2 separate regions of the Homo sapiens genome follow, and region 1 is linked to region 2. Evidence: chromatin loops called from intact Hi-C (ENCODE). Cell type or tissue: endothelial cell of umbilical vein. All regions are shown on one strand.

Region 1 (2,500 bases), 360 kb before region 2:
AATGGCAAATTGTTGTGACAAGTGTTTTTAACAGGAAGCAAACATAGCTCTTAGAGCATATATGAAGAAATGAAAACTTTTTTGCCAAAATCCTCATTTCATCTTCCACAAAATTTTCCCTGACATTGTTAAAATGACTCCCAATCTTATGCCTATACCTACAGTACCTGTTCCCCATTTTTGGTGAAATTATTCTTTATTTTCTATCATACTTGGATATTTTCCTCTACATGTCTTCTTTCCCCTGGTTTAGCTTATGTGTCTCTCCCCAGCTCATAATTTCCTCCTTCCATTCACCAGTTCAGTACCGTCTTACAAGCTCTGAAGAGTCATCTGTTTCTGGTGCCTTCTCAGTGCAACTCCATTTTATAGCACATATTCATGGGCTAAGAGGAATGCTTTGCACAAACATATTCCTTTTATTTATCTCTTCATACATATTTATATTCTATGCACTTTTATTTGTAATAGTAATTTGGACATATTTATCTTTATATGTTGAAAGATTATAAGCTGGGAGAGGGTCAGAGATTTATTTTTAAAATTCATTTACTCCAAAACTTCCTTAGTACAGTACTCTTAAAATAGATTTGATTGATTGCTCTTCCCTTTGGGACTTGGCCATGTTTGGGGAGGCTTATAACAGTAGTAAAATAATCAAAGCCTACATGGCAGGAAGAGGCAGCGGAGCCACTAATTAGTAATTAATGAATTAGAAATTATCTTTTAAACATAACCATTTATTTAACTTGTAACTAGGTAGGATTTAAGTTTTACAGTATCTTAAATGCAAAAATAAAATACCCTAAACTTTATATATTACTTTTATAAAACCAGTCACTGTAACAAAAATATGTATTTGGTTCCTGAGAAGGAAAATAAATGATTCATCAACCTATGTTTAAAAACAGTATTTTTGGATTAAAAATCATGGTAGCTGCAGCATGACCTCTTCGTTAATTTGTTGTGAATGAACAAACAATAGTTCTGGATCTATTTTGGAAGCAGCATGGTCCCTGACTAAATACTATAGTACATTAGTTAAAGAAAATATTTGTGCCACAGGCAAAGTTTGAAGGCAAGCCTATTATTAATTTGAGTTTTTCTTTTAAGTAACTGAAAGGCATTTGTTTTCAACAGGTGTTAAGTCAGCATAAATCACTTAGAGAAATTTTTAAAAACTCAGAGTAGAATGCATTCTATAATTTTTGAATAAATATAGAAACCGCCTGATGGTTATAAGAGAAAGCTATAAACACAAATAGCTGTTTTAAAAGGTTTCACTGGAGATGACCAATGTTGAAGCCCTTGAATCATTCGTCAGACTGATTAGAGATTAACTCAAATTTCATCTTGATTTTACAACTCCAGGTTAATTTTCTTCAGGCACCTGGTCATCTAAAATCAATCACTGCCCTGGGAAGGTCAGAGCTGTCTGAAAAAGAGAAATCCTGCCTCCTGGCTGCAGCACTGTACTTCTTCAGCTGCAAGAACTGATGGTCTAGCAATGCATCAATGTCACAATGTTATTTACAATTGTTAAAATCCAGTGGGGATGGCAAGTATCTTTGAAGGCAAAAATTACTACTCTTAGTTTAGAAGGAATAAGAATCCCCTGGATGTGCCAGAATGAAGCCTGACGCCAGCATTTCTAAGAATCTCCCTGATGATGTTTATACTGCTGGTCTGAGAACCACACTTCGAGTAGCAAGGGGCTGAATCATCTGTGGCTTTCTGGAAGATTGCCATAACATTCTGAAAAAAAAAAAAATCATTGTTTTCTTAAATTTCACCTTCCGTCACGTACAAATATTGCCATTTCTCTTGGGGTTTTGATCTTTATGTGTCTCTATATTCAACCTGAGTTTTACTGGTTTGGTTAGACAATTCCTTTCAATTTGGTTCTCAAATGACCAACCTTCTCAGTGTATGAACTTGTCCAAGCATTCTTTCTCCCTTGAAATATCTTTGCGGGTGGGACTTTCTGGAGCAATAAACAATTACTGTCTTAGTCTCTTTTTCTTTTTTCTTTTTTTGAGACAGAGTCTCGCTCTGTCCCCCAGGCTAGAGTGCAGTGGTGCGATCTCAGCTCACTGCAAACTCCACCTCCCAGGTTCAAGCGACTCTCCTGCCTCAGCACCCCAAGTATGTGGGATTACAGGCACCTGCCACCACGCCAGGCTATTTTTTTTGTATTTTTAATAGAGACGAGATTTCATCATGTTGGCCAGGCTGGTTTTGAACTCTTGACCTCAAGTGATCTGCCCGCCTCAGCTTTCCAAAGTGCAAGGATTACAGGTGTGAGCCACCTCGCCCGGACCTTAGTCTCTTTTTCTTTCTTTTTTCTATTTAAAATTCTAACACAAAATAATTTACATTAGGTAAACAGAACACTTTGCTGGTTCACATACAGAAAAAGTGATTACATTTTTTAATAAGGCAGTTCAATAAATAAAGGCTTGCTTTTCATTAAGATAAATTTCATTATAGAACTGCCTTT
Region 2 (2,500 bases):
AGCTATGATTGAGCCACTGCACTTCAGCCTGGGCCACAGGGTGAAACCCTGTTTCTAAAAAAAAAAAAAAAAAAAAAAAAAAAAAAAATAGAATTATCCACAGAATCTAATTATCTGATATAATTCTCAATAGACTGAAAACACAACATGCATGTCACTTTAGGAATATACAGTGTTTATTATCTTGAACTAAAATGTCAGAAATGTGATCAGCCAAATAAATTAGGCTCTAAGGCCTTAACATGATCATAATTCTAAAGCCATCAATATTATAAAACCAAATGTTATTAACAAAACCAATAAAGGAATTTCCTAAAATGAAAAAATGTAATTATAAGATGCTTTCTGATTATTTCTGCAGGAATAGCAGACATCCAGGACTTTCATTAGCTTTAGTATTTAATAATTAAAATATAACCGCAAAGTCTACTTGATGTGCTCACAGAAAGAAGTAACACTAGATAACCGGTAATATTATATCTTTTGTCATTTGATATGTCAAATGACATAAAACCTAGTCATTTAGGTTTTATGCTCATTCACTAGATTTAGTACATCTAAACTGAAAATGCACTATCCATCAAACAATGTTTTTATTTTCTTGTTGAATTTGGTGGTATGGACAATGCTTTTTTGCAGGAATTTTTACACAAACAGTGTTCCTCCCCCGTGACAAATGTCAAAGGCCATAATTTTATTACCTTTGGGACCATATGCATTTTTGAAGACTGAATAAATTAGTCACTATTAAGAGAGCTGCATTCTAATACACAGCAAAAATGGTTTATATACAGAAGAGTGAACTTGAAAAGTGGTGTCATAAACATGCACCAAGATTTCAAGGTGAAGTTAGGAACCTCCTTGAATCTTACCCAGGAGAAAAAGTGGTACACTTGCAGGCAATATGCCTGAAGCTCTCCTGGAACAGTATCTTCCACTTTCACCACCCAGGCCCTCTGTTGTGGAGAAAAGAGTGTATCCTTCCTCCCTGACAGTACAGCTGCTGAAAGCTACTGCAGAAAAGGGAACAATGATTAGAGAAAAGGGAAAGGGAAAGAGAGAAGGAATGAAAAGGCATTAAGCTTATCAATTCCAGTGATAATTCAGAAGCTCTAAATGAGATTTTCCTTCTAAAATGTAATTACCCCTATAAAATAGAAAATAAGAACAACCATTCCTGAAAGTTTTGCAAGATTTTCAAAAAAATATCTATTCTAAATGCATTTATAACTCAAGCACCACCTGCTGGTTCAAATTGGATCTTCCCACTCACTCAACAACTCCAATCAGCCAAGAAGACAATTCAAGTTTTCATAGGAATGAAGCAAGAAGACTACTGATTTTTAAAACCAGATTTAAGTTGTTTTGCTAAAATGTATAACCAGCTTTATATTTCCATCTCGTATTTAAACCAAAAACATTAAAAATGTACTGTTATAAAAATTGAAAGATAATTTTTGATATAAAAGGTATAATCTGTACATACCATATTTGTATATATTTCTGTGGTTCATCACCAATACTCTCATTAACTACTGTTACAAACATTATCTTGCTAATGTTTATTTTTATTATCATAATAATTTTATAATACATGAAACTTTCAAATATCTTAATAAAAATAAACTGATATGTTTTACCACACAGACTAAATAAACATCTACTAATAAAAGTCACTATCAAATGAAGAGGCTTGTAGAAATGACTCACTGTAATTTAGCTAGTTACCTTTTCCAGTTCTTCAACAATGAAAATTTAATTCTTTGAGAATGTGTCTTAGAATTAGGTCACTGAATCAATTTTGCATTTGTTTAAAAAACCGTCACTTTTTGCCTCTTTCACAGAAAAACTAACCTAAACTAAAATAAAAATAACTATTTTCACTGTAACTACTGAAATATACAGCTGGTTATCTCATGAATGAAACTGCAACTACCCACCCCGAACCCAGCCGCAAAGTGTCCCTGTTACATAAATGTTTCTAATGTATTAAAAGCAGCTATGTGCAGCACTTACAGACACGGCCTCAAAGCCTAACTAGTAGCAGCATCTTAGGGCTACATTAACTGTGTATCCTAGGCAACCAAGTCATGGCTAAAGCATCACAGTGTTTGTTTAAAACGTGATGTGGAAAGCAATCAGAGGAGCTTCAATTCCAGGGAAATTCCTTTTCAATGTAAGCCTCACACTGTATCAGAGTGGTGCTGTTTGCACCATTATAATTAAGAATGTGTCACCATATTCATTATTTTCAAGGTTTTGTAACTCAGCTGTAAAAAATTAGTCATAGTAATTAAAAGATGGAAAACATCTAGTTATGCTAAGATGTCCTACTGGGGCATTTAAGGTCCTAGTGAAGGGGGTTTAAGCAATTTAAATGAGAGATAATATTTTATCTTAACTACCTTAAAATACTATCCTAACCACTGGTATATTAGAGGTATGTTTGAAAATAATTGTAAACAACAATTTAGTTTGTACTTTTCTTAATAAAAATATA

The links. Peaks named below come from ENCODE experiments on the same cell type or tissue, not always from the same donor. Only the 100,000 strongest peaks of a DNase experiment are listed, where the experiment ranks them.
Region 1: a loop joins it to region 2, with 3 times the contacts of the local background. A loop is called at or near these places in 1 of 110 quality-filtered maps.

The regions. Positions count from the first base shown.
Region 1 is chr3:174,090,009-174,092,508 of GRCh38, reverse strand. All of the region lies in intron 4 of NLGN1 (neuroligin 1), which reads right to left. Among named protein-coding and RNA genes, the nearest start is that of NLGN1-AS1, 170 kb to the right of the region's middle. In endothelial cell of umbilical vein, a CTCF peak has its summit at 1,492; a DNase peak (open chromatin) is centred at 1,708.
Region 2 is chr3:173,731,970-173,734,469 of GRCh38, reverse strand. All of the region lies in intron 3 of NLGN1 (neuroligin 1), which reads right to left. All of the region lies in intron 1 of LOC105374225 (a long non-coding RNA gene), which reads left to right. Among named protein-coding and RNA genes, the nearest start is that of NLGN1-AS1, 190 kb to the left of the region's middle. In endothelial cell of umbilical vein, a CTCF peak has its summit at 1,250 (motif pointing left); a DNase peak (open chromatin) is centred at 1,249; H3K27ac peaks cover 383 bases.